Regions from separate parts of the Homo sapiens genome. Here region 1 is linked to region 2. Evidence: chromatin loops called from intact Hi-C (ENCODE). Cell type or tissue: K562. All regions are shown on one strand. Each heading gives the region's core, and the rest is flanking DNA. Links, peaks and the distances in the headings are about the cores only. Region 1 overlaps NAV3 (neuron navigator 3). Region 2 overlaps LOC105369850 (a long non-coding RNA gene).

Region 1 (15,461 bases), core at 6,765-11,764, 1.3 Mb before region 2:
ATAAAGTAACTTATTTTTAAGGAATCCTAAATAATCGAAGAAGTAGGGAGAAGTGATAGGGGAAAGACTGCCTCTTCATTGAAGTTAAAAGTCTGTTTGAATAAAAACACACTAATCTGTAACCTGATTAGAAGATATTATGAATATAATCAGAGGATTTAAAAATATTAGCTGAGCTAATTTTAACCCTGTACTTATTTAAAACATTATTGTTTTCCTTCAACATTCAAGCAGTAGCATTACATTTCTATAAGCACTGCTCCCTGGTATGTTCAAATTACTGGCTTTGTAAAGTTAAATGGGTTCTTCTAAGACATAACAGGAATTGTGTTGAAGACCAAGGGTTTCTATGATAATAACTGGACTTCTACATCTTAAAAAGCAGCAAAAGACTAAGCATATAAAGTGCAACCAGAAATCATACCTTAGGGAAAGGTGATCAGTGAAGTAAGTGTTTTTCCCACAAAAAGAAAAACTAGTATAGGGAAGAGAATTGGAAGGAAAAGGAGCCCTAGAACAGATTTAAGAGGTTACCTCTCTGGACTGAGTTTCAAAGTAGCATTTGGACCTGAGAATGGAATCACAAAGGACAACATTGACCACAACAGTATAGGAAAGCATACTTTTTTTTTATAATTTCCCAAGAGCCATATGGAATTTTCTGGAAGAAAGAAGTGATCCTAGAGAGCACTTGAAATCAGGACAGGAAGGATGTATAGAGCTGGCACAGAAAAGCAAAAAGGGCACAGAAGATGTGAGGATAGGTTAAAATAAGTCAAGTTATGTATGACAGGAATCCTACCTTCGGGCACTCATCAGACAGCAGCCTTGGTGGGTAGCAATGGCAATGAACAAGCTGTGTCACCCCTGGTGCCATGATAATAAGGAACCACAATCAACAACCCTCCCCAGCCCATCACTGCAGAAAGAAAAGGAAGAATCTGGAACTGAATGAGCCTGGCCCTCAAACACTGAGTTTTAAACTGAAAGTGATTATGTTACTTTGAACTGAGATAAATACATTTTCTCCTACTATACAGAGAAAGAGGCTTAAAAGGTGAAGTTATATATTTTTTCAAAGATATAATTTTGTACACCACAGTTTTAAGACTCAAAAATTCAAAAATGGTAGGCAACATTGGACAAAGAAGGTTGCAAAATCACAGTGTGGGATTAAGACACAATACATACTATTTTTAGATGTTTTGAAAAGTTGATCACAGACTGGATCTGCAGTTGTTGTTACAGAACTGATATGACCAAAAGATCTGTGAATGAGTCCAATCTCATGACTCTTGTAGGCCTTCTAGAAATCTCAATAGCTCATGTGGTATAATTATGAAACGAATCCATTAAAAGTTTTGGGTAACATCATATTGTCACAATATATGTAATACATTCACCATCTAGCTAGTTCACCTCAGTCTGTACAGATAGTTCACCTCAATATTCACATTAAAATGAAAGCTCACACTGTATGAAGTTTTTCAAAAATCTCAACTTTGGAGTTTGATTTAAAAGTGAATATTAATGAGTTGACTACCCCATAAGATCGGTGGATGGTCTATGAAGGCAAGTAAATTATAAAGTAAACATAAATTGAAGTCTGATAATTTCCTTTTACTTTTTTTCTGTCATTCTCTTTCAATCTCTGACCTAGTGCTGTTAATTTTATCTCCCTAACATCTCTTCACCCTTCCACTCCTCCATTGCTACTATCATTGCCCTGGGTCGCTTCTCATCATCTCTCACCCAATCACTCTAACAGTCATATAAACACTTTCTGAGTGCAGGCAGGCTAAGCATTATACTATTCTATACACTACAGATAGTGATTGCTTTAAAATGCAAATCTGATCAAGTAATTTAACGTGTTAGTAAAAATCACAAAATAGCTCCCACTTAACTTCAAAAAAAATGTCCCTTATGAAGTCAATTTATTCCATTTTTAAGAGAAAATTAGTTTAAATAAAAATAGCAAAAAGAGTAAAACATAACTATGAAGGTTACAGAAGAATGATGATTGAGAAATGACACATAAAAGGATGAGATTTGACAATCAGAAGGAAGGGGAAAGCATATTCCATGCAGAATATGCATAAATAATTACATCTACAGAGGAACAGAGCTATGAAATAGCCTCATGATTTCAGAGAATTTTGTATAGTTCTATTTGGCCAGAACATGGGGAAGGGGCACATGGAAACACTAAAGGAAGAGGCCAGGAATCAGGTAAGGGTTGGGCAAAAAGCAATAATATCTGAAGCTAAGAAGGCTTTATTAAGATTTTTAGGTGAAAGTTTATTTTCATGTAGGGAACATGAAAATGACAGCCATGCTCCTGTTACTAAACTTGAACTTGAGTGCAGCTATGGAGTTTAGAGTCAAGTTTAGAGTCAAGAAAGTAAAGACAGATTACTTACAAGACTTCTGTATTCTAGATGATAAAATAGTTTTCTGCCCTGTATTTACTAAGAAATTGCCCACAGGACAGCAAGAACAAAAAATCTTAACTCAAATTCTATCTTCCATGAACACAATATATGAGTGTGGAAGGCAGATGAAAGAATGATACACATGTAGCAGAGTAGTAAAGGAAGATGGACCCACAGAAGCCTGCAGAGGGAGACAGAGTAATGCAAACAGATTTTCCCACAGACCCCCAGAATGGCTCAGAAAGTATGAGCATCAGATCAAATGGAAGGTAGGATGAACCAAATTCAAGAGTTATATTGTTGCCGGCCTATCCATTCTCCCATCAAAAGCCAGGACATACTTTAGGGAAAATCCGGACTTAGGGTTATCAGGAAGACAAAAGGTAAAGGCATGGAAATGAAAACAAAAGGATTAAGTAAAATTATATATACTTATGTTGAGACCCCAGCAACTGATTTTTGCTTCCCTGGCACCCTCTCCTTCAGGAATATAGGATTTCATATCCTCCACCCTCACTCCAGTCAGATTTAAAAAATCTGTCTTTGACAACAATGATCATCCCTAAGATCAACAGATACTGACACTCATGGTACCCAGTGAATCAATGAGCTGGCCATCATTATAGGATGGCCTATAATGAATCACAAAAGACATTAACAACTATGTGCATCACACACACACACACACACAAACACACACGCACAAATAGCTTCCAAGTAGATTATTATTATTATTTGAGATGGAGTCTTGCTCTGTCACCCAGGCTGGCGTGCAGTGGCGCGATCTCGGCTCACTGCAAGCTCCTCCTCCCGGGTTCACGCCATTCTCCGGCCTCAGCCTCCCGAGTAGCTGGGACTACAGACACCCGCCACCACACCCGGCTAATTTTTTGTATTTTTTAGTAGAGATAGGGTTTCATCGTGTTAGCCAGGATGGTCTCGATCTCCTGACCTTGTGATCCGCCTGCCTGGGCCTCCCAAAGTGCTGGGATTACAGGAGTGAGCCACCGCACCTGGCCGCTTCCAAGTAGATTTTTATTGTCTCATGCTTGATACAGAGAATTGAGGTTTACCAGGGGTTTGATAAAATTCTCTGAAATAAAATGGAGATACCAAAATAGACAGATAAAAAGAAGCCAGAATAAAATACAGACAAAGCTGAAGCATAAGAGAACTTCAGGGAAATTAAAATTAATACCCTAGAAATGAGAAGTTGCATTCCTCAGCGGATGCAGAAGAAAATGAATGATACATACACACATATGCACACATGCACACTTACACCCACACACACACAAATACACACACATATATTTGAAGATCTAGGGATTAAGTAGAAGTTTTGTAAATTAAAAATATGATTGACTTTTTAAAGCTGAAAGGCTGGAAGGATAAATTGAGAAGGTTTATTGGAAGGGAGATCAAAATTGAAAAAGATGAGCAATAATAGAAAAATATAGTCATATTAGAGGATTCAGTAAGTCAAGTGTCAAAAAAATACTAGTTCCAAAAAATAAGATAGGAAAAAAATTATAGGAAAGAATTTTCAAAGTGTTCATCACTATTAAGAAGATAAAAATTGATAACAATATCAGGGATAAAAAGAATATTCTAAAAGCTTCAGGAGGGTGGGGCACAAAGAAACAAATTTTAAAAGTTCAAGTTACCTTCAAAGGATCAGAAATTATAATGACATCACAAGTCTCTACAGTGACATTGCAACTAGAAGATACAGAGAAATTCCTATGAAATTCTGGAGGAAATTGATTTTCAATCTCAAATTCTATGCCTAGACAAACTTTCCAACAGTTGGGATAATAAAATAAGGATATATTATACAAAAACATTCTAAGAGAAAAAAATATTTTCATACATCCCTTGTAAGGAGGCTATCAGAAGTGAAAATAATGGAATCCAACAAACAGGTGACCAAATGTAAGAGAGAGGCAAAGACATTTTCAGCTGATGATAAGGAAAGTTCAGTGTAACTGCTATGTAACAGATCTAGAGAGCAATCATTTTACATTGGAACAAAGAGAAATGATTCTAGAATTGTTAACACTAGGGAAATAATAAATCTGATGCACTGTGTGAGAATTGGATTATAAGGAAAATTGTATACGGATGGATTTTACAGATCTGTTGGAAACTGTTAAAAAAAAAAGGTAAATGTAGCCATAAAGTCAACATAAATTATACAATAAAAAAGTGAGGCAATTATTAGCTCTATAGAAAAAAAACAACAAACTCTGTTTAAGAAAGAGACTTTAATCCTAGGCTAGTATTAGTCTGGTAGTGAATAATATTTACATGGGAACAATGAAAACAATATAGATTTCACTGAAAATTATAGTGTAAGTATATTGGGGGTAGTGCAGAGAAGAAGGGGGTTATAAAGAAGCAAAGTCCTTATATACCATCCCAAAAAGTCAATAGTCTCTAAATTTCATAAAGTAGGATATTAAAGCATATTACTTGGAAATACAAAAATAATCACCATAAGAAATTGCTAAATGGGTAGAAATTCATTCTTTTTGTTGGAGAGGAGCTAGGGATAGGACTGCTCTTGTTTGTTTACCTGTAGAACTTTACATGTTATTTTATTTTAATAGTCTAATAACAATGAAAATCATTCATTTAAAAATAAAGTTTATAGACCAGGCATGGTGGCTCATGCCTGTAATCCCAGCACTTTGGGAGGCCGAGGCAGGCATATAACTTGAGGTCAGGAGTTCAAGACCAGCCTGGCCAAAATGGTGAAACCTCATTGCTACTAAAAATACAAAAAAAAAAAAAAAAAAAAAATAGCTGGCCGTGGTGGCGGGTGCCTGTAATCTCAGCTACTTGGGAGGCTGCAGCAGGAGAATCGCTTGAACCAGGGAGGCAGAGGTTGCAATGAGCCGAGATCATGCTGCTGCACCATCTTAAAAGACTCCATCTTAAAAGAAAATAAAAATAAATAAGTAAATAAATAAATAAAAATAAGGTTATAAAAAGAGTCTGAGCGAAAGATGATGAGGTAGGGATACAGAAAACCAAAGGTGTGGGGATATAGAAAAGCCGTATTTACGGAGTAGAATCAGCAAGACTTGAAAGTGAAACAGATTTGACTCAAGGTGGATAAATTCAAATTTCTGGTTTGGATTAGCTAGATACTGGTGTCTCCCACTTAGTAGACACTCAATAAAGACTGGCTTATAGCTTATAGGGTCAATGACATGTCCCTGTCCGTGACGCAGCCAGAGCTATGCAATGTGGTGGCTTTGACAGGCTAATGGAATGGAACTCTAAAAATGGAACTCTAAAAATTGGTTTTTAGGTTTTAAGAAAATATACATATCTCCTAATTATTTTTTAAAACGGTTTGATTTTAGTTGCAAAGAATACAAGTCCTTAATTAATATATTAAAATCCTGGTATATCTAACATATTACTAATGATATATTTCATATGAAGAGATTAGCTGTCTTCAGACAAAATGAATAAACTACATTGATATGCATAAATATCATTATTACAGCATTTAACTTTTCAAGTACTCTGAGAGTTATTTCCTACCCAAACAGAGAATTCACCACAGCAGGCTACTGTACTTCTTTTGACCATAAAGCCAGATGGACAAATAATCAACATTGACCTCCTGAACTCTCTGGCACCTACCCCTACCCATCCCAGTGACACTTTGTTATGCAGATATCAAGTGCACCCTTTAACTCAATTTCAGATTTTATCAGAGCTGAAATTACATTAATATTTTCATTTGCAACTGCATTTATCTGTTTAAAATTGTAGCCACAATTCACTAGCTTAGAATCTAGTTACATATCTCTATTATTAGATTGGAAATAGGAAATTTTTAGATGAACAGAAATACAGGTAAGTTGATAGGAAAAGAAAGGGTAGGATTTACTATGCTAACTACAGTATGTTCTGATTTTTCTTTACATGCAGTTTTTTAATAGAGAAAAAAGCTGAGGCCATAACACAAACCATGTCATTCATAGTCAAATCAAACCTGCCAACATTTATTGAGCAGTACTGTGCTTGGCACCATGGGCAGTACCAACAAGGATAAGGCACATAAGTTTTTCGTTAATGAGGAAGGGAGGGAGGGGGTCGGGAACAGGTCAGACAATTTTGAAATCCTAGTAGGGGTTCTCTGCAATGATGACTGCCTCATCTTTCCTCCATCTCCCTTATCCTTTGGCATTCTAGCTACCTAGTTCGTGTCCAGATCATCATTGTGAGAACCCCTCGGCATTCATTTAAAGCCATATGTGTTGTTCTCTAATCTTTCTTGCTGTTCCAAATGTACTGAATACTTTGGAAACTGAGTCAGCATTTTCCTTCCCTCTCTCTCTTTTTTTTTTTTTTTTTTTTTGAGGCGGAGCCTAGCCCTGTCACCCAAGCTGGAGTGCAGTGGCGCAGTCTCGGCTCACTACAACCTCTACCTCCCTGATTCAAGCAATTCCCTCCCCTCAGTCTCCCGAGTAGCTGGGATTACAGGCGCACACCACCACGTCTGGCTAATTTTTGTGTATTTTTAGTAGAGATGGGGTTTCACCATGTTGGCCAGACTGGTCTCGAACTCCAGACTTCAGGCAATATGCTCACCTCAGCCTCCCAAAGTGCTGGGATTACAGGTATGAGTCACCGTGCACTTCCAGCATTTTCCTTCTCTAACCTTTAGTGATGCAGTCATACTGGGCAACCTCATGGTCAATACAGACAGTCAATCAAACACTCTGGCAGAAATAAAATACATAATGAAGAACCAGCTACCCGGTCTTAAATGCATGGGGCCTGACTAATGATCTTTTCTTCTACAAAAAATGATATGATATACATTTTTGAAAAAGGAGTTGGCTATTATAATTATAAGGCACAATCTGGTGGTAACTTAAATTTTATTTCACTTTAATTGCATTTCCACTGCTACCAGCAGTATGACAAGAAAGGGCTACATAACATTCTTTCTCCAAGATGTAGTGTCTACTAATAACAGTGTTGAGAGTAAGCACTATTTTAAATACTTTAAATAGTTTAACTCATTCAATCCTTAAAGCTCCCTAAGAGGAAGGTACCACTATTCCGTTTTTAAAGATGAAGATTCTAAAACAGAGAAGTGAAGTATTTTCCCAAGGTGGCAACAGTAAGTGCTACATAGAACCCATACTTTCTGTCTCAAGATTTATACTCTCAGCTCGTACAAAAGGAAATGTTTTATTTATGAGCCTTTCTTAACTCCAGCCTTCTACCTTATTTCTGTTACATCTTATGTCCATCTCAAAATATGGAGAAAAGTCTCCTTTATTTGACTGCTGCAACATCTAGTACTAACAGAGAGCTCCATGGGGAATTCATCTTAACAGTCTGTGAAGTCTAATAATGCTGGTGACAATATTAGCTAAAATCTAAATATTAATACCACACAGTATGTTTTAAAAAACAGTTATGAAAACAGTCCATCTCTACCCTTTTCTAAGAAAACAAGTGAGAATACTTGAGATTCTTTTAACTTCTTCTTGTATCAGTCTGATAAATTGATGTAAATTGTGCAAGTACATTCAAAGTAAAATCAGCTACCATCCTCCAAAGACCAAGTAACATGCTATAAATATGCATAAGAAAATACTGTTAATAAAACACAAAGTTAAAAGAGAATAAATTCCGTTTAAGCCTTAGCAGTTCAGAGTTTCCAGGCTTCTGACCTGAGCATTTCTCCTTACTTTCCAACAATTAACAGAGAAAAATTGACTGATGGAAAGATTGGTTTAGCGTAGACCGTAGTTCTCAAAATGCAGGTTCTTGACCAATGCATCAGAATCATCTAGGAACTTGTTACAAATGCAACTTACCAGGCCCCATCCTAGATCTATTGAATCCGAGACTGGTAGTGGGGCCCAACAAATGAATTTTAAAAAGTCTGCCAGGTGATTCTGAACTGTGTTAATGTTTGAGAACCTCTGGCGTGGATGGAATGCTGTTCACAAATTACAAGAGATTTAATTCTAATACCTTAAACTGTCTTTCAATGTAAAGAATATAGTATTTTAATGTAAGTGAAAAGTAATAAAACAGCCATGGCATATCTATATCTATATCTATCTATGTATCTATCTATGTATGTATGTATCTATCTATCTATATCTTCCCTTACCTCCCAAGCCTCTCTTGCTAGGAAGAAATGCTTTGTAAAAAGAAGCTTGGGAGGTAAGGGAAGGTAAGATGCATAAGGTAAGGTAAGCATTGCCTACAACAATCCTCCTTGCAAAGCATTCATTCCTATGTTTTAAATACTTTAAATTGTTAGTGACAAAGATAGATATCTACCTCAAAGGTGTTTCAAGATAGGTTATAATTAATTAATTAATTAATTTAGAAAGAAGTGGCCAAGGGATTGTTTACGTTCACTTAGGCTAAAAACATAGAACTTGGAAGCTGAGAGAGAACACTCTGCCTGCTGTGTTTAAGAGCCTCTGTGAAAAGTAATGGAAATAAAAATGCAGTGCACAGGGAGTACTAATCCAGCCATCAGTTGACAGGGAGCAATAGAGAAATTTCCAGGAAAAAGTAAGCAACTTTCAAAAAATATTTGTTTTTTCAACAACTTTCTTTCCTTCTTTTTACATCAACTCTAAGCAAATATTAGACTACTTGGAAGATTCTGTTGATCCCCACTAGAGGGCATCCTATTTTCATAAATACCTGAAAATTTTAAAACTACAATAAATTATAGCAAAACATATTGGTGAGATCTGTCATCTAGTTTGCTATTTGCTAAGGACACTTTGATGGTTTCATTTTGTATTCCACTCATACACAATTATGTATCAGCTTTCTGCAGTTGGTGTCTCTCCAGTGACATGCTGTAGCTCCACATCACCACGGGTAGGAGCTAGATCCACATACCTGCAAGACCATCGGCTAACAGTGGCTGCTGCTGCGTAGCCTTGTCAAACCGCAAAGCGATGCTGCTCAAATAATGAGCCAACCACATGACCACTAAGAGAGCATGGAGACTTAGAAGTCATAGCATTAACAGCCACCCTAAACCTCCCCCCGCCTTTTCATCCTAAAATCCTTTCATTTGTAATGCACCACAATTGCTGGAATGCACAATTGTTAAAATGCTAAGGATTCCATTTGAATCTCTTACAAATTATTGGAATATATTAGCTAAAGGAAAATAAAAATAAAAACAGAAAACATGCAGACTGCTCACTATATGAACTTATACGGTTTATATACAAATATAAGATAATGAATAAAAGTCAAAGATTTTAAATTAGCCCCAAATTTCAAATTCAAGCCTCTAAACCAAATTTTAGAAAATTTCCCTTCTTATAAACCTATTCCTATGATTAAAGTTGACCTTCAAAATATATGTGAAATATGGTCTAAAACATTCATTCAACATGCAAGACACAAAAAGTAAAAATTCTCACTAGTTAGAGAAGCAGACATAAGTCAATCTTGTTTTTTTTCCCAACCTTTCACCCTCCCCATCATTCCCCCACCCTTCAAAAAAGTAAAGTTAAATTTTTGAAGGGTTTCAGAAGTGGAAAGTATGGAGCCTGGAGTCAGAAATTCTGGGCTTTCTTCCAAGTTCCACCACTAACTACTGGATCTTGAGTCTTGTCTTTCATGCTAGGATCATATCCTTATCTACCCTGCCTATCTCGTAGGATTATTGTGAGGATTAACTGTAATAGAAAACATGTGCAAAAGTAAAATGAGCTATACACTATAAGTCATCATTATTATAATCAATGGAATATGCTTACTCATGATTTACATTTAAAAACATATTCTCCCCAAACAAATGTGTAGTAATTTCAAATAACCATTGCACATGTCAATATTTAGATCGACTACTTTCTTTTTAATTGCATTGAGACACAGAAACTAATTTACTTTCATAGAATATCCTTATCTTGAATTTCTTCTTTGTCCATATCTGATGTATTACCTGATATATTACAAGGAACATTATACTTTAGATATCTATGTTGAAAATTAATGACTGTGCAAAAACTACTTTTTGTGAAGAGTTGACCCAAGCGGGGATACACTTCCAGCTGCCTCATGCCTGGAAGTCCCCCTACTGCCACCCCTCATGAGAGAACCTATTACATTTTCACTGTTCACCAAAATTTGTGCTCCACCTTCCATAGCATAAAATATTCTCTAGAAAGCAGCTTCTCACCAAGGACTTCATTTCCAGCTCTCCTCTCCTTGCATTTAGGTGGATAAAAATGGACTAGATATCACCAATGTAATAAGAGCTAAAGTATTATGCATCTCTTCCTACTCTAGCCCACAAAAATATACTCTAACCTATTCTTCGTTTTGCCCATGGGCCACCTGGGATATATCCAGGTAAAACAATGAGGCCACATAATGAAAATGTGTGTTTTCATTAGTCTGAGTTCTTGAGTGACTGTACATAACAAAGCATCTCAACTCCATACCCAACCCCCAGGAAACACTGTGGACTGCTGAAAGTCTACTGTGTACAGAGCCATTGAAATTCAGGAGTTTGTTAGAGCAGCTGGTTTTAATTTAAATTACAGAGATTCTCCTTGCAGCCAGACCCTTAGGAGAACAACTCCCTTATGTACAGGAATTCAATTACAACTCCTATAGAGAGCTAAAAATCCATTCCCCAAATCCCTATTTCCCTTGCAGAGATCATTGTGTTGTACCTACAGTTTTCTGGTTATCTTTTTACTAATTTAATAGCATCTTCTGAGCATATATTGTGGACTCTTCATCACTAGTAACTCCTCTCTTCCTTTTGAAGCTCTGAGCTTGATTTCCCAGCAGTTCCATTCATTTTTTACTGCTGATTCTGGGGTGGTAGTGTGAGCATTTGTTGGTCAAGTTTCCACTGCTGGGGTCCTTGGAACTTCATATAACCTTTTTTTTATTATTAAAATGAACTAGGTACTGAATGTATCTAATATTCTAATTTTGCTTTACAATTTACAAATAGGTCATTTTGTTTGTTATACTCATTTGAGGTATATACAGTAGATGTTACAGTCCTACTTTACAAATCTACAGAAGAGATGATACAGATTTAGGTGGGCTGTTCAAGAAAACTAACCATCATTTATGACATTATTTCTACATTAATGATGTTTCCAAATTTCAGTAAAATAGATTTTTTTAAAAATTTGGAAGATGATCACTTTCTAAATCTAGCTCTCTCTCTCCTATTTTAGCTCTGATATGTGTGTGTGAAATTAAATTCGATAGCTTAAAATATATTTAAAAACATAAGCAATGACTTTTAAATTCAAAATTCTTCACTATCATAATCAAGCTGGTAGAATACTGGAGCGATAGAAAATGTGCTTTTTATTTCTTAAATTGACTTTAGACTTACCACATACCACTATGACATTCCTTTATTCTCTTTTTATGTGAACTGATATTCCAAAAATGTAGTTTATATTAATTATAATATTTATAAATTGGAACTAAAACACCTAATGATAGGGAAATTGTTATTATCAAATTATGGTTTATTCACTCTTCAAAATGTTAAGTAGCCATCAAAAATAAAAATCGTGATACTTGTAGAGTAAAATGAAAAATATGATGCAAAAAAAAGTAGAATAGAAAACCATCTTAAGATGTACGTATAAAAATACTAGAAGCAAATTCAGGGTGTAATAGTATTTACAATAAGGGTGATCTGATTTCAGATATTGTTCTTTATAATTAAAAATGTTCTGGATTAATATATTACTCATAAAATTAAAATTGATTTCAAAGCATTACCTCATTGGTATTCTAAGGAAGTTAATGAGAACAGTTTAAGAGTATTTTTTGGTCTTCTAGAAAAACAAAGGTACAATGAGTCTTAGGATTCAAGTCAATAATAAAAACACTCATTATTATTCTCAAAGAGAGAACCACAAGTAACAAGAAGTTTCTGGTTGAGGAACACAGGCCGAGGGGACAAGAGTAAAGTCAATGCTGGACATAGGTGGGATCCTAAGCTGGAACAGTGGTCTGAAAGGGCAAGGCACTTTGGAGTGGCCTGTTCAGGTCCAGAATGTCTGAGCAACACCTCTGTAGGATAACAATGGAGTAGGGCACACAGGAATTGCAAAAGTCTTAATAAACACCCACGAGGGATTTTCCCAAAAATAGAGTAGTGGAGGTCAGAGAATAACTAAAAAATAAAGGGATCAGTCAAAAACCAAAACATTCACAAGAGCCCGAATGACCCGAAAAGCTGTTAGGAGATGGAAAAGAAGCGCTGGCCCTCCAAAAGTTCAAAAATTAAACAAACAAACAGACAAACAAATCAAAACAAAACCCAAAAAAACCTCTCTGGTTCACAGCTCAAAAATTTCAAAACACAGAGGCAGGGAACCATACCAAGGTAGCTATTTTGGCATCTTCTGGGCTAATATTTTTAATTGGAACTGGTGGCTAAATTGAAGTGTTTTCAGGGCTGACCAAGGAGGTAGCTTCTGCTACGCATATGACCAGGTCTTGCACTTCAAGTTCATTGACACAAAGATTCAGAGATAGAACTTTGATATAATTGCCACTGTTTCCACTAAGTCATAAAGGTTACCCTATACAGCATTCTCTGCCCATGTGCTGGGCACTTTACAGACCTTATTTCATTTATCCTCCAAAGGACCTTATGATATGGGCATTGTTATATTACACGTGAAACAATTGAAGCTCAGATTCATTGACTAATTTGCCCCAAGTCATTAAGTAGCAAGTCACAGAGCTAAGTTTAAAATTGCTTCTCTCTCTCTACAATACCCATACATTTTCAGTGGCACCATATTACCTTCTTTGTTGGTATAAAAAATAAAAAGAGAAACACTAAAATTTTTCAAGGTGTTTGGCCAAGTACTGCCTTGTATCCTCATAAAAATATATCATTTTAACCCTATCATTTCCACTAGATTTTTCATCTTTCACGTTAGAAATTGTAACTCTCATTTTAACTCCAAGGAAAAGGAATTTAGCTATGAGAAAACTTATCATAAGACAATCTTTCCCAAGTCGGTTCCAAACTGCAGTTCTTAACAACGGCATGATTTTCCTGCTCTAATATATTCATTTAATAATAGTCACAATTTGTTGGTTATTCCAGGCTGCCAACGTTTATGTAAGTATGGCTACTTCTCGGTTTCAGGATTTTTAAGTGAATGGTTCCTACCTTGGCTAATCCTTGTTCTTGAACATTTCTATGAATAATGAAAATAGAATTTTGAACTGCATCTCTATGACTTCATGAACTATTTCACAGTCGGTATTGCCTTAACTGAGGAACATTTATTAGTCTCAAAAATTCCAAGTTAAAATTTGAGTAAATATTAACATTTTTAGAATTTCATATCTTGAATATGCATATCCTCAGGCACTAGATTTATGATGACCAAAAGACGTTTCTCATTTTTTCCTCAAAATAGTTACCCTAGCTTTAAAGTTAAGCCTTTGACAAAGTCTGTTGAATATTTCACATACCACTAGACTTAAATTTCAGCTTCTCTACTGGCAGATGAGCCTTAAGAATAGGTATCCTTTTCGTTTTCTTATGATGAGATTGTTAGAAATCCAAATCTTCAAACACAGGTTCAAAATTCTCTAATTGAAAGTACCCACAGCCACTCTATTCCCTTTTGTGACAAGGATATGAACAAATAATTCATATGAATCCAAATGGTGACCTTGGAAAGTCTACTACTATCCGCATTCACAGGACGAATCAGTCATCAATCTGACATTATTTTCTGATAATATTTTCTTTCTCAAGACAAGAGGCATCTGCAGAGTAATTTTTTTTCGGATGACTTCCTTTTTTGTAACAAACATTGCTGGTTAACATTTGGACTCACACATGTGAATCAAGTGGAAAAAGATGACAAATATTCGCCTACATGAACCAGAAGGTGTTTGAGTATTGTACCTAAAAGTAAATTCAAAGGCTTGTACCTGTTTTTCTGATAATTCTAATTTTCAAAATATATATTTAGCTAAAAATGCATTTTAATTTTTCACAATAGCAAGTTAATTGTATTTCCAGAAAATTGTCATGAAGGGTTTTTTTGGTACTATAAAATTTATAAGTAAAAAGGTCAGATAGGACTTAATTCATCTTACAGTTTTGGGGCTTTTTGTTGTGTGTTTTTTAAATCTGACTTTTCCATTTTCTTCATGTCCAATTTTAAGCCACTGTTGAAACAAAATCCATTTTTTCAAACAAAATAAAACTGGTTAATTTTGATAAAGCAACTGAGAAAATTAAGTACAATATATAGCATGGTATTCTTTATTCAAATATTAATTATGGGATTTAGAGCACTAATTTTAATTATGGGGTTTAGAACACACTAATGTGACTCCTAAAACAACACATTAAAGAAGGTTTTATTGTTACTCTTATTTTACAGATGAGGAAACTACTATTTAAAGATACTAAGCAATTTGCTAAATGTCACACAGTAAAGAGTGCCAGAACCCGGATTATTAACCAAACTTAACAATCTCTAGAGTTCTTAACACCATGCTATATTTCACGTGCAGTTGATAAATATTGCTTCAATTAGTGGTAAGTTATAAACCTGCCAAATTACAGCATCATTTTCAAAACTAAAATATAAGTGATAATTCAGTCTTCTGGAGAAATCATGGGCTGTTCACTTCAAATTCCAATCTCAGAGCTCCCACAGTGACAAAAGGTCACCAAACAATCCAAGCGTGATTAAATTTTCAATAGGGTCAAATAAATAGTGTCCCTTTAAGAGCTAGAATTCTGTTAATCTGATCAACTATTAAGCAAAGGGAGTATAATTGCCATTGAGAGCAGTGTACATGCAGACTGTCTCAATGAAAGCATGCCTATTCTCATAAGGAAACAGATGTTTGCTAAATTAATATGAAGTACTTCGCCTTAAAGATATAAAGATGTCCTTCAATGGTTGCTAGGTAACATATTTGCGGTTAAGAAATAAGCTAAATTACAGACTTTGGAATACTTTT
Region 2 (15,461 bases), core at 4,634-9,633:
AATTATACTGTCCAGATTAGTTCCTGCTTAGTTATGTTTTTCACCTCCCACTTTGAAGGCCATTTTCTTCATTTAAAAAAAGTAAAGAAATAAAGTAATGGTTAAGTAGTTATACTTTCTCTGCCATCTGTCAGCTTACACCATTTTCTTGCTCCATAGTTTTTTTTTTTTAAAAAAAAAAAACAAACTGCAATTGTTTTTGTTATCTTTAACCTCAGCTGGTTCTGTGCTTTATCTTTCCTGAGGTTTTTCCTTCATATTTGTTCTTGCCTCTTTCTGTCATCAGCATGTCTCTCAATATAGGCTCATTCTTTTCAGCCACATGTGTTTCTTTTAGTATTGTCTTCCTTATCAGCTTCATATGTGATTGTAATTTCTTATAAGCTGTTTCCCTAGCCACACTAATCTAAGGATAAAATGGAACCATATTAATAGTAATAAAGGGTTTTGTATATTAGTTTTACCCCAACCCTCTGTTGTGGTTCTAGCTACCCTCAAAGTCTCATCCAGTTGTCTCTAGGTGCCGTTAGGTTATATAACAGGTGCTTGTAAACAAGTTATAGCAGCTATTGTCTGTGTCTGCCATGATTCTCCCCCATTCTGGCCCCCTCTCGTGATGTCTGCTGCTTAAAGCTCTGCTTGCTATTAAGTCATTTGGTAGTGCCTGACCACTGCCACTGCAGCTGGTGTCCACTATTACAGTGGTGTGTCCATGCTAAGGGGTCCTGAAGCTGCAAACTATTAAAATCTCTCTCACTCTTGGAACTGGTTCCACTGCTGCAGTGTGATGAGAGCTGGCCTCTATTGTGGTCACAGACATAAGAGGTGGTCTCCACTGCAGATCCGTTGAGCATTAAAGTTGAGGAGAAGGTGGTTTTTGGAGTCTTCAACGCACTGAGGCCATGCTGCACCTCAGTGGGATCAAGCTTTTCTCCTTTTTGTGTTATCATGAGCAGAAGAGTAGCAAAATAAAATAATTTCATGATCCTAGTATCTTACATAGTTTAGTGAAATAAAGTTGTCCATTCTTATATGTCCCTCTCCTTAGTAATCTGACATGGATTTATGAAGGCTGGACCAGAGGCCAAACCTGAGAGACAGACATCACAGTGTGCTAAACACCCCTCCCCTCTGACCAGTTATTGGTCCAAACTTAAGGGCCCTGCTTTCTCTTCTTTTAGAAGAAATTCTTTCCCAGGAGACTTCCACTCATGCATGAAAACAGAGGATTCATGCCCTGTCACTACACAGGCAGATGTGTCTGAATGAATGCCAATGGTGACCAAATTTAGGTTCAAGCCAGAATCCTCCACTCCATCAGAATTCCACCCCTTCGACACTTCCATTCTTCTGCATCTGCTGTCCCTTTTTAATGGTGTTGGTCATAGGACCGCAGTTATCTTTACTCTGGGTTTTTAGAAAATCTGGGCTTTCTAAGATTTCCCATATGTTTTTGGAGCAGACATCTGTTGTTTTTACATGCCTCCTCAAGAACATTGCTCTGTCAATTCTGCTTTCACTCTCCTACATCCTCAGTTTCCCCTCCCCTCTCCATTGGATCACTCCATCAACATACAAATTCCTCCAATTAAAAAAAATCCTCCTGACCCAACATTCTTCTTCTACCTACTGTCCATTTCTCTGCTCCCTTTTATTGCAAAACATGTAGAAATAGACCGCGTGTTGTTGTTGCTTGAAATTTGCAGTCTCCAAATTCTTTTCTACTGATTCTCTCTTGACCAGACTCCAACAGTGTTTTATTCACCTTTACAACACTTAAACTGCCCATGTTAAAGCCTCCACATGGTAAAATCCAAAGGTAAGTCTTTATTTTATCTTGACTTCTCTTCACTTGACAGTGACCTCTCTCCTCTCCAGGCACTTTATTCCCTTTGCTGCCGGGACATCTCATTCTCTCAGATTGTCTCCTATTTCTTCAGCTGCTACTTCTCTCTCAGCCTCCAGCCTCCTTTGCTCATTCCTTATCATCACCCTCACATCCAAACTTTGAAACACCTCATTCTTGAAACTCTTATATTCTTATCTTCAATGCTTCTTTCTCTCTCTCTCTCTCTTCCTTCCTTCCTTTCTTTCTTTCTTTTCCTTCCTTCCTTCCTTCTTTTCTTTTTTTTTTTTAGAGACAGAATCTCACTCCATTGCTCAGACTGGAGTGTCATGGTGTGATCATAGCTCACTGCAGCGTCTAACTCTTGGGCTCAAACGATCCTCCCACCTTAGCCTCCTGAGTAGCTAGGACTACAGGTGTGTGCCACCATCCTCAGCTAATTAAAAAAAAATTGTAGAGACAGGGTTTTGCTATGCAGGGTCTTACTGTGTTGCCCAGTCTGGTCTTAAACTTCTAGGCTTAAGCAATGCTCCTGCCTCAGCCTCCCAAAGTGCTGGGACTACAGGCGTGAGCCACTGTACCTGGCCAATACTTTCTCTCCTTCAGTGATCTCATCTAATCTCATGGTTTTAAATATTACCTATATACTGATAACTCTCCAGCCAAGAACTCTTGCCTAAATTTCAGGCTCATATATTTAACTGCCTACCAACATTTCCACTTTGAGGTGTAAAAGGAATCTCAAATTTAACATGTCTAAAAATTGAACTCCTCTTCTCTTACAAAACTCTTCCTTTCACAGTTTTCCTCCATTTCAGTTAATCACATCTCCATCCTTCTAGTCACTCTTGCCAAAACCTTAGAGTCATCCTCAATTCTTTCTGCCACTTTTCCTCTCCCATAATTCAATCATGGTAGCCCTGCCTTCAAAATATGTCGAGAATCTGACTATTTTTACCAAGTCAGCTGTTATCACTTTGGTCTACACTAGCAACATCTCTAATCTGGATTATTGCACTAATCTCCTGCTTCCTCCCTCTCGCCTGCGTTTTTAAATGTCAGCTAGATTATGTCACTACCCTGCTCAAACTCTCTACCGGCTTCTCATTCCAGAGTAAAACCAAAGTCAATAGCCTACAAGGCATTTTGCAATCTTTAATCTCATCTCCTACTCTCCCTTGGCTCACTTAGCAGGGCACAAACCCATATATACCTTCTGTTCTCTCTCCCTCTTTTCCCACTTGCCTACATAGCTCATTCCCCCATCTACCTTGGCTCAAATGTCCCTTTTTCAAGGCCTTCTCCAATAACCTTACATAAAATTACAGCATCCTTCTTCCCTAGCAATTTCTATTCCTCTTCCCTGACATTGTCCTTCATAGTTCATATCACCATTTGAACTATTACATATTTTATTAATATAGCTGTTTATTATCCCCGTCCCCCAACTAGAATGCAAGGTCCAACAGAGCATGGATTTTTGTCTATGTTATTCACTGTCATATACCCAGAACCTAAAATAGGCATGCGTATAGTAAGCATTCAGTAAACATTTGTTGAATGAATGAATGAATCCCCAGCACGCCTAATTCTTATGTTAGCACCTTAATGGATAAGGGATACGCAATCTGCATGACACTGCCTCTTTTTCTTGGTGTTCTTGTAGTTTCTAGTTACTTTACTAACTTTAAAAACTCAGTTTTTCTTATTAGTAAAAGTCAAGTCTAGAATATAAAATCCCCTAATTGCTTCCTCAGTCGTCTGAGAAATGAAACTATCAAGGAAGCAAGTAAAGAACTTTTCAAATTCTTTGCTTTTAGTAGAATGAACCTATCAACAGACATTGGAATCTTTGCAGTTCCTTCTCTGGAGCTTGTATCTGTGCCGGTTTTGTAACTAGAATGAGAAAAGAAGCATCTAGAACATTTGTATGGTTGGGTGGCATGCAGCACACTACTGCAATTATATCACTTGCATTTTCCCCTTTTTAGCATGAGCATAATGATTTTCATTATTTCTATCCTTGGGTTTCTAGACCTTGTTATAGATGAACTTTATAAAGTTAGGAAACATTTATTGAATCCAACTCCATAGCTGGTAGTTTTCTAGATGCTAGGAATATAAAGATGAAATTTCATTTTATCACACAGTAGTTGAGTTAGTAAATAAAAGGGCATATCGATACATACAACTACTTGATTGGATTGATTTCCTTTGAACAAGATTTACCTTTCTGTTGACATATTTTAGTCTGTGATCACAAGTCTTGGTGGGGATGACAATAACAATGACTTCAAGTTACAAAGTTCTAACGGGCAAATATATGTAATAATTAATTTATATTAACACTTTTCCGATCAGTGATCTTTAGGTGGGCAGGAGCAAAGACTGACTGGAGTTAGCTTAAATAAAGAGGACTTACTATATATAGCAATGAAAGTGTTGTCATATCAACCCAAGAATACCCACAAGTAACTGCTATAATAGAGGGTGGCAAAGAGGAGTTCTGATTTCATGGCATTTCTGGTGACCTCAACAGGAGGAATTCATTAACCATGACCTGTTTGCATCATTGTTCATTATCACGACTCAGTGGTATTCCACATGCCTGCTTCTTTCTCTTGTCATCTGGTCAAATGGCCATTCCTGGTCCAAGCGGCCACTCCTGGTCCAAGCGGCCAAGGCCAGATTCGCAAAAGCAGGATGTAAATGGCAGTTGGTGCTCAGTGTGGCAAAGACTATTGGGAGTGGCAGAGACTAGGAGGAATTTGAGGGAACATGAAGCCTTATCTAAAAGGGACTACCAATTGTTGCCATGTGGGAATATGAATCTATTTTTTAACTACTTGATTTTTCACATGAAGATGGAAATCCTGAGTGAAATATCTTAATATTTAAAAAATGGCAACTAAGTAAAATACAAATAAAACAAAACAAAGAAACCTGCACAGACAAACCCTGTGCAGGTCTGTGCAACAAAAAGTTGAGGTAGCAGCCCTAACTGCTTATCCTTGGAAAGGCCTGCTTACAAAGCCGGCCCTTGGCTGGCATCTGGGAACTTGGATTTCAGGAGGGTTCCCACCATTCCCAGAACTGGTAAGAGTGACTCGCTGTGCCTAAACTTTTTGTGTAGACAACATGTTTATGCTGACTACTGGCTTTCCTTCTAGGACTCTGAAATTTGAGTATGTGCCTAGCAGAGGCTGCCTATATGACTAGGCCCCAATAAAATCCCTGAGCTCTGAGTCTGTAATGAATTTCCTGGTTGGCATCATTTCACATGTTTTATCACAACTCATTACTGGGGCAATTGAGCACATCCTGTGTGAACTCCATGGGAGATGACCCTTGAAAGTCTGTGGCTGGTATATCCTGGATTTTGACCCATGTGCCTTTTTCCTTGCTGATTTTGCTTTGTATCCTTTTGCCAATCATAATCATGAGTATTACTATATGTGAGTCCTATAAGTCCTCCTAGTGAATCATCAAACTTGGGGCTGGTCTTGGGGACCCTAACTCAAGGCAAAATAAAACATATCTTTGAACCAAATTCAGCCAATAGTTTCACCTTTCAACCTCTAACCTAAGACACGGGCAGAACAGTTGCCAGGCATAAATGGAGCATTTTCATATGTGTCATCGTATTTAGTCTTCACAGTAACCCTGCAAAATGAACCATTTTATAACCTCATGTATAAGTGAGGAAATACACTCAGAGGGCTTAACCTTGCACAAGGTCATATCACCTGTAGGTGGAAGAGGCAGGAGTCAGAGTTAAATCCAACTTTATTTTCATATTGCCTGTATATGAAATTATATTTCCTCCCTTATGTGAAAATTTCAGAATCATTTTGTTTATTTTCTATTTCCTATGCACAGTATTTACATCTCTGGAGCTCAAAGTATTCTTATCACTCCTCATCCTTGTAATATTTGCCTTTTTCTTATTCCCTTCCAATCTTACCTTCCTATCAGCTATGAATGAGGTTTTCTGAGCCAGTAGGGAAACAAACAAAAACAAAAACAAAAACAAAAACAAAAAAAAAGGAAGGTAAGTATGGGCACAGGCAAGGGAAGGGAAGGATTATAAAAGACAGCAACTGGGCCTGCCTCTGCTAGGGATGGTCAGTGGTCCCAACAGGAGGGTCTAAAGTGGAGTGGAGGCTGGGTGTACAGGGTGGCTCACATCTTTAATTCCAGCACTTTGGGAGGCTGAGGCAGGATAATCACTTGAGGCTAAGAGTTTGAGACAGCCTGGACAACATAGCAAGACCCCATTTCTACAAAAAGATTAAAAATTAGCCAGACATGGTGGTGCCTGCCTGTAGTCCTAGCTACTTGGGAGGCTGAGGTGGGAGGACTGCTTGAGCCCAGGAATCAAAAGTTACAGTGAGCTATGATCATGCCACTGGCCTCCAGCCTAGGCAACAGAGCAAGACCCTGTCTCAAAAAAAAAAATGAAAATAAATAAAAAAATAAATAAAGTGGCATGGGGAATACCAGGTGAATCTAAGCTGTAGCAGTAGTACTTATAGTCAGAGAAGCAGTAATAATCTTTCCAGAAGGATCCATGGGGTTTGAAGCAGGATCTCATTCAGTATATGGCGGACAGTAGCATAGTTCAGGTAACAGGATAAGAGGGTGAGAAATGGATAGGCAGGCTGTCAAGGGCCTATCTGGGGGTGAGTGCAGAGCTATACTCTCAGGAAAAAGTGGCATGAAAACCTGGAAGCTGGATAGAAGCCCTACTCTAAGATCTGAACTTGCAGAGTCAGAAGTTTGGAAGGGAAAGTGCAGCTTGATGGCTGAGCAAGTACTCGAGAGTTCCCCCCGGTCCACTGAATATTAAACTTAGAACAGCATGACCAGTACGAGCCTCTTTCTTCAAACATTTTGTATATCTTGAGTGGCTTTCTAGGTAATGATGGAACTGAATTCATAAAGCGGAAGGTCTTTCTTTGTTTCCTGTGTCTGGGCTGAGCTGAACACGTTTGAGACTGACACTTCTTGCTGAAGGAACACACCAGAATAGGTTTGCCTAGCTTTGCAATATTTATTACTGTTTTAGATTTCCCTCACAATACATCTCTGAAAAGACTCAGTGAACTAAATGATACTCAGAAAGATAGCATTTCAGTGAACTCTTGAGGTTACATTTAAAACAGTCACATTATCAATGTAAGTAATTATTCCCAATTATTCCCATACCAATCTGTCTTACAGATATTTTAATACTAGGTGGTCTCTGAGTTATAAACATCAGGCTTATGAGCATCCCATGCAATTCCGCGTCCACTAATATCTTTTGAATTTCTACTATGTGTGCCTCATGGTCATTATGCAGAGTCATAATAATTGACATTTATTGAACACTTACTCTGCAATCTGCACTGTTGCACTGACATGCATTAATTCATTGTTCTCACAATAATGCTATGAGGTAGGCATTATTATTGTATCCATTTTCAGGTAAGAGTCCAAGGCACAGAAAGGTTCAGTACAACTTTTAGTTGTACCTAGAAGTGTGCCTCACTTCAAACAATGAACAATTTAGAAAGAGAGATAAGACATATTGAAATGTAAACAACCAGTCACCTGCCTCTCCTGCACTTTCACCCAAAGTTTGTTTTGATCCAGATCTATTTTTACCCTTTGTTCCATTTGGCATCCAAGCTACTCTAGTGCCACCTGCTGACCAGAATGGGGAACTGTCTGACCTAGTACCTTCCCTATAATCATTTCTTCGAGTAGGATTCTGTCATACACTCCATTTTATTTCTAGCTTTAAAATGTCCACTTTATACCATATAACACTTAACATGTATAATTTATATCTGAAGAATAGATAGCCTGTGATGCTGATCTATGTTAAAACACTCTGAGAAATGTAGTACAATTTTTTACATCTCTGGGTTTCTCTAGAAAAGGGTATCACAATGCAGAACTATGGGTATCATTACTACACTTTGCATAAGATACAAGGGAACTATGATAAACTTCAGAAAGTAGTGAACTCACCTATTCCTTAAAATATGAGTAGGCAATTGTTACAAAGCAATAGTAAACGGCTTATAAAGTATAAGTTTATTTTATGCTTCTCTGCTATTACACAGGGCACAACATTTTTGCAAGGCTTTTTTGGGACCACAGTGCATTAGCAACAAAAAACGCTGGTCCAACTCTGAGTAGCAGTCACTAAATGAAACGGATACCCTCTCACATGTGCACAAATCTGCATAGAAAAGTACTAAAGTTTTAGAATTGGACTTGTGTAATGTATTTCTGCTTTCTAGGGTATTAAGTAATGATATGCACTTTAATTTACCTAAAGCAATGCATGTATCTTCGCAGCAACATGATACTTCTATTAAACAGTTAAGGTGAATACTGGAAGTAAAAGACAAGAGGTGTACATGAATTTTTATTGGGAAGGGAAGTTGTCAACTTAAACAGTAGCAAATGAAAACCTTGTTGTTATGGATATACGTGACCTCCATAAACTATTATATAGGAGACATTTCAATTTCCCCCCCAGGCCAGAAAAGTTCCATACCGAAAGGAAACCCTTGAAGAAGAGTAAGGGAGGGAATAAAGAAATCAAGAAGTTACATAGGGAATACTCTCGAATTGTAATTAACTGTATTTTCAGATCTTTAGGGTGGTACAAAACATAATTGCTTGCAGCATTAGTTCAGATTACTTAAATATCAAGTACATTTTTAGTCCACTATATAAGTGGAAGTTACTAATATTTTATATGAAATGAAGCCAGTAATACTTTTCTATAGCAGTAACTGTACACCAGGAGGGCCAGGACAAACGAAAGAAATGGAGTTTTCCCAAAGCTGCATTGTGAAAAGACTGTAAATGGGTTGATCCCATACGCATGAATGAATTTCTTTTTTTTTTTTTTTGAGATGGAGTCTCACTCTGTCGCCCAGGCTGGAGTGCAGTGGCGCTATCTCAGCTCACTGTAACCTCTGCTGCCTGGGTTCAAGCGATTCTCCTGCCTCAGCCTACCGAGCAGCTGGGATTACAGGTGCCTGCCACCGCACCCAGCTAATTTTTGTAGTTTTAGAAGAGACGGGGTTTCACCATGTTGGCCAGGCTGGTCTCAAACTCCTGACCTCGTAATCGGCCTGCCTCAGCCTCCCAAAGTGCTGGGATTATAGGCATGAGCCACCGCGCCCGGCCATCATGAATGGGTTTCTTTGCTACAGGAAATCCAAGTGGAAAAGGCAATGGAGATGTGTACAAAAGTTTCTTGAAGGGAAGAAAGATTACGCCTTGTATGCATTTACTTTTCTGTCTCTTGGCTGCCACATCACATTTTTCTCTTGCACTGTCTAATGGCCATAATGTTAGGTTGTCTCTATAAGCAACTGCATGATAAGGGTGCTGTCTTTGAATCTTCACTCAGTGTATCAAGTTCTTCTATGGCCTATCAAAAGTGGTTTTAGTCAGTTCGCAGGCAAGCTCTGGGTTATTAAGGATCTCATAGTAAAGTACAGAAATGTTAAGACATGTATATGGATTACATCTCTTTACTATATCAAATGCCTCTTAGGAAGCTCTTTGGGAATTATCTATCATTTGTTTCAACCATCACCACGTGCAACAAAGGTACTGGAAGTAATCTCCCTTTATTTTTGATAAAAGATCGTACTCGCTAGATTAGTTGCATTGGATAGTAAATAGTTATCCAAAAATTGCAGGACAGTAATGCATACGGATCTCAGTTCAGACTTGACTTTCTCCTGATAGTTTTCTGTTGTTTTTTGGTTTGTTTTTTGTTTTTTCTCAGTGATGTGAAGCTCACTCCCAATAGTTCTTGATCAGCTGCAACTTCTTGTCAGAGGTGTTGGTTTTTCTGCTCAATGCTCAAGAGACCCTCCAGGTGGACCTGTAGCCTTCAACAATGTTTTTGTAGGCCACAGAGAGTGAGTTGTGCTCCTCTTTGGACAGCTCTGCAACCTGCTAGGAGAGCCTTCACAATGCAGGTAAAATCAATGATAGCAAAACCCTTGAATCCAAAGTGTTTGCAAGTACTCAAAGCCCCCCTCAGAATCACCATGAAGTCCTCACTTACCACCTTCATTCTTTTCCACTTAAATCTGTGTTTCTATAAGTATCAAGATTTGTGATAAAGATTTCTTTTGCACCGATCCTCGAGATATTAGAGTTGGAATGAGATTTAGAGATCATTTAGAGTTCAAGTTCAACATTTTGTTTACAGTTCTCTGCTGTTTGATGCCCCAAATCTATTTCACAGGAAGCCATTTGCTGATCACCTGGCTTGACCTCTTTCCTGATTCTTCATTTTTCTCCAGTCTACTGGGAATTTTCCCCTGCTCTTATTATAAAGAAAGGCCTGTGTTTGTAGCCGATGTGGGCTCCCTCAATAATTGGGCATGACACATTTCTATTCCCTCTGGTAGGTCTCACTCCTCCCCACTATGAGATGGGTTAACTGCTGCATTTCTGTGGCCTCAAGTTCCCCTCGTCTTGTCACACTAGGGACCCTGAGACACAAAGGGCTGCACAGCTGTCAGCTGATTTGAGCTTGGGGCTTCAGTGGCCTTTCAGAGTTTTCCCAATGACTGCCCTCCAAGTGGTTTCTACAAAGAAGAAAACAGTTTCTCCTTTGTTGAAGGCTTCCTCCTCCTGTCCCATTATTTCCATCTATGGCGGAGCCAGGGGGTACCTGGGGACTGTTGGCTCCATAATTTTATTAGTGCCCTCTCCCCAGTTCTTTGATATTGACCTTTGACATTCACTCAGTCTGATGTAAAGTACTTTGCAAAATCAGCTTTAAGGCCCCCCTTCTAACAAATATCTCTCCTCAAATCCAACCTAAGTAGGACTTCTGGAGATATAGCCTCTTGGAGATAATTTAAGCAGGGGAATGTTTCAAAGTAGAATGTTTGCTGTCTTTCCTGATGCCCACCCTTTCTTTGAAGGCTTCGTTCCTCTAAACTGGATAGAATTAGAAGTGCTTCAGTCTTATCTCTAGTTTTCATTGTGTCCAGGAGCAAGAGAGTCCTGCATCAGAACGCTGCTTCTCTTTTAGGTCACTTCACGTGATGTTCTTTGTGGATGATCATCTTTGTGGATGATGTTGATGAGTTAGTAGCATGAGGTTAGAGCCTTTCTTAGTTTCACTGTAGACAGTTTCCTTCTATAATTAGCTTCTTTCAGTTCGTTTTAGTGGGTATAGGAATAGGAAAGACTTTTTAAAAGTCTTCCTACGCTTTCATTTACAGATGAAGAAACTGTGGGATGGAGAGGTAAAATGATCTGGTCAGATTCACACAACCAGAGAGTAGCCGAGCAGAGGACTGAACCTGGGGCTACTGTTTCATTGACAAACACTATTTTCCTATTCTGCTTAATAGCCAATATTATACCAGTTTTTTTAAACTGCCTTTCTATTTTAAAATATTTAATTTTTCAGTTGCATTATGCATTCATTTGGTGGACTCACCTCAGAAGTAAACTGTTTAAATCAAGTTTTTATGGGAAAATGCACTTCTAAATTCAAATAGTCAATTTCCTTATGAATCTTTGAAACAGCATGTAACTCCTTGCAAAGATTTCAGGGTATCAGTTGAACACTGTAAAATTTTTATGTAGAAACAAAGTAATTCCAGGCACTTCTGCTGAAGGGACAGTCCATGCACAACAGGTGAGGGGATTTAGTGGTAACCAGTTGGGTTAGAAAAATGGACACATTGTCAGCACACAGTCTTGGTTGGTGCAGTGTTCAGATCCATACTTTGGGTCATAAATTACTTATCTCAATATGCTCTTTTAATTATGTTCTCCTTACTCCTCTTTTGTTGTAGCACCTACCTTCTGTCAGGAGTGGTATTAAAGTTGCAAACAAATTTTTGTCAGAACATTTGGAACATTAAGTTATATGAATGCTAATTCATATGTTATATGAATGCTAATTAATAATAACAAAGAGGCCAGGCATGGTGGCTCACTCCTGTAAGCCTGTAATCACAGCACTTTGGGAGGCTAAGGCAGTAGGATCACTTGAGCCCAGTTTGAGACTACCCTGAGCAACATGGAGAAACCCGAAACCCTGTCTCTACAAAAAATATGAGAATTAGCCAGGTATGATGGCAAGTGCCTGTAATCTCAGCTACTCAGGATGCTAAGGTGGGAGGATCACTCGAGCCTGGGAGGTCAAGGTTGCAGTGAACTGTGGTTGCGCCACTGCACTCCAGCCTGGGTGACAGAGCAAGACCCTGTCTCAAAAGATAATGATAACAAAAATAATAATAACGAAGACAAAAGTTCCCAAGTTGGAAAATATTTCCTTAATGAATTGCTGTAGAAATGAGGGGGGCAAGCCCATCTTCAACCACTTCAGAGCTTCCATAAAAATAATAGTAAGAAGAAGAGCTACCATTTACTAAGTGTTTACTTTGTGCCAGCCATTACTCTGAGTATTTTACAAACATGTTATTTGATGAGGTAGGCATAACTTTCCTAGAGAGGAAACACACAACCTTTCCTGAGAGAGGTCACACAGCCAGCAGGAAGAAGACCTAAACTTTAAATCCAGGTTGGTCCTATGGCAAGGCTGAACATTTAACCATCACCCATCCTAAAATGTGATGCTTTCTCATTCCTAAACCCCAGGCCCATATGCTTTGTATTCTTTCCAAATGTGTTTCTCCGTCTTCCGGAAAGGTAGAGCTTGGCTATTGGAACTCCGTGTCTTTTTACCTTTCAGAGTAGGACATACATCAGTGCCACTCATTCTCATTCCTTCACTTTCTGTTATTCATGCTTTTCTTATTTATGCTTTTCTTATTTCCATTGTGAGTCTAGATCTGGTTGTTCCATTTCTGCCTGAAGGGCCCTCTCCTAACCCCCTCCATTCCATCTCTCCAGCTGAGCCACTCTCATCAAGGGAAAGCTTAAAGACTACATCACCCAGCAGAGGTTTTTGACCAAACATTCCCGAGGCTTCCCTTTCCTTCAGCACTTATTGAGAGTATAGACCTGTGCCTGTCCTTTTCCTGTGTGTATAGTTATATTGTTTCACTTAAACCAGCAACTCATTGAAAATAATTATTATTATATTATTGAGTTTTTTGGATAAACTCAAAATAGTAGTTTTAGTAAAAACATTTATGATTATTAAAAATAAGTGATGTGTATTTATTCTGCATAAACTTGTTAGAGTTCACATTTTTTTGTTAGTTTATTTGGAGACAGAGTCTTGCTCTGTCGCCCAGGCTGGAGTGCAGTGGCATGATCTCGGCTAACTGCAACCTCCGCCTCCCAGGTTCAAGTGATTCTCCTGCCTCAACCTCCCAAGTAGCTGGGACTACAGGCACATGCCGCCACGCCCAGCTAATTTTTTGTATTTTAGTAGAGATGGGGTTTCACCGTGTTGCCCAGGCTGGTCTCAAACTCCTGAACTCAGGCAATCTGCCCGCCTTGGCCTCCCAAAGTGCTAGGATTACAGGCGTGAGCCACCGCGCCTGGCCTAGAGTTCACATTTTTAAAAAAATGAATTGAAATTTAAGGAGAAGGTCAATTAAATAATAGAGACTTCTTTTCCAAGAGTAATTAGCCATTGCATCAGATAGGAGATTGGACTAGATAGCTTTTGAGGTTCATTGGAGGCCTATGATTCCACCATCACCCTAGTACCAACTGAGTGGTAGAATGTAGTGGGACAGCAGCAGGACCAAGAACGGTGATTTCAAAGGGCAAAGAGACATAAATAGTGAGTGAGAGCCAGAGTCTGAAATATGAAACAAAGCAGAGATGGAAAGACAAACAGCCACATTTTAATCAAAATAGCCAAACTCATGTGAAATCCATAGCACTGAATCTTCAGAATCCAAAAACAATCCATGTATTTGTCCGTTTTTGCATTGCTATAAAGAACTACTTGAGACTGGGTAATTTGTAATGAAAAGAGGTTTAATCGACCCATGGTTCCACAGGCTGTATAGAAGCATGGCTGGGGAGGCCTCAGGAAACTTACAATCATGGCATAAGGCAAACAGGAAGCAGGCATATCTTACGCAGCTGGAGAAAGAGAACAAGAGAGTAGGGTGAGGGGCTACATACTTTTAAACAACCAGATCTCATGAGAACTCACTCACTATCATGAGAACAGCAAAGGGGAAATCCAACCCCATGATCCAATCACCTCTCACCAAGACCCTCCTCCAACACTGAGGATGACAATTTGACATGAGATTTGGGCGGGGACACAAATTTCAAACCATAAAAATCCAATATAATTTTCTTTTTAATCTAGGCAGTCTCATTATTTTATGTTTCCAAATAAGACCCAGGAACACTGATAGTTTACAGATCCAAGAATCTTTTGAGAATTTTTACTTGGTTTGGTTTTGCAGATTAAGAGGTAAGTTCTTATTTTCATTGTTGTTTGCTGTTTCACTAGAGAAAACTATGTCAAATAACCCTTATGAATGCAATTAAAAATAAAAGCACTGTTGGCAGCAATATGGCAGTGTAGTGTTAACATAGTACCAACACAACAAATTATGGAATCATTCCATTTGGTTCCACAAGCTTTGATGATAGGCCAGATTAAAAATCTAACTCAAATAATAATAGAAAGGAAAAGGAAGCCTAAGAGAAGAAAAAGCAGATATTAGCTATTAAACAGAGTGTCACAGTAAAGTAAGTGTACTTCATCCTCTCTCTCCCACTGAATGCAGCTAAAAACTCTGGAAAGAATGCACAGAGCAGTTATCTAAGGACTCTGGAAAGTGTATGGTCATGACAGACTAGGGAAGGAAACCAGAACTTGAAGTACTGCCGAACTGGTGGCAAGCTTTCTGTTATCCCTCCTCCAGTATCTCCTGTCCTGGACTCAAAGGCAGTCTGAAATCTGGAACCGCACAATGGGTGCAGAAAGAAAGTACTCCAAGAGGAGTCCTCTAATTTGGTCCACAGAGTGGAAAAGAGGGTCCTTATGGGTCAGAGATAGTAGAGAAAATTTTCTGGTTTTTTTGCCCCCATTTTTCATTCTCTCTTGTACCGTCCCCTGGCAATCTTGTAACAAGAAAAGCAGCCAGGCTGGTGTCTAAAACTCCAAGAGAATTATTTAGTGTGATCAAAGGAACTATAGTCTCAAGAATGTAAGACTATATATTTGGATTTCTCTATATCTCTATTTTTCTTTATATATTTCCTCACTGCTTAGCCCCAAATGGAAATGCTGTGCACGGCAGGGCAAGGAATCAAAAGCCCTGGATTTCTAGCCAGTGAACCAGGAAGGGGTTATGCTAGGAGCTTGAAAGTATCAAGGTGATTGTGAAAATAACAAAGTTCAAGAAAATAATCCTATAAAATTGTACAAACTTCTGGGCTAACCCCCAAGGTGCACATGCATAAATCTGACCCTAAATAGCATACTAAAGGATTTGATAACTGAATTATAGGGTAGGCCACTACACAAGTCCAAGACTGGCTATGGGGTGGCCCAGACCTGGGACAAATCCAAATAGCACTGTAAAGATATGAAAATGGAACTGAATTAGAACTATAGCCCACAGAAGGATAGTAGGAACTTGTAGTCTAAACCTAACTGGGTTGATTAACTACAAAA

Evidence for each region. A loop is a pair of places that touch in the nucleus more often than their neighbours do. Peaks named below come from ENCODE experiments on the same cell type or tissue, not always from the same donor. Only the 100,000 strongest peaks of a DNase experiment are listed, where the experiment ranks them.
Region 1: it touches region 2 in a loop (15-fold over the local background); 2 of 110 quality-filtered maps call a loop at or near these places.

The regions. Positions count from the first base shown.
Region 1 is chr12:77,919,578-77,935,038 of GRCh38, reverse strand. The region is part of intron 1 of NAV3 (neuron navigator 3); the gene reads right to left. Among named protein-coding and RNA genes, the nearest start is that of NAV3, 96 kb to the right of the region's middle. In K562, for the core only: a CTCF peak has its summit at 9,257; no DNase peak of the experiment used is centred there.
Region 2 is chr12:76,613,748-76,629,208 of GRCh38, reverse strand. LOC105369850 (a long non-coding RNA gene) reads right to left here. Exons shown (of 4, transcript NR_188081.1): 4 at 13,778-13,906. It also overlaps the pseudogene YWHAQP7. Among named protein-coding and RNA genes, the nearest start is that of OSBPL8, 62 kb to the right of the region's middle. RefSeq lists a silencer at 4,926-5,220. In K562, for the core only: a CTCF peak has its summit at 7,540 (motif pointing left); a DNase peak (open chromatin) is centred at 7,538.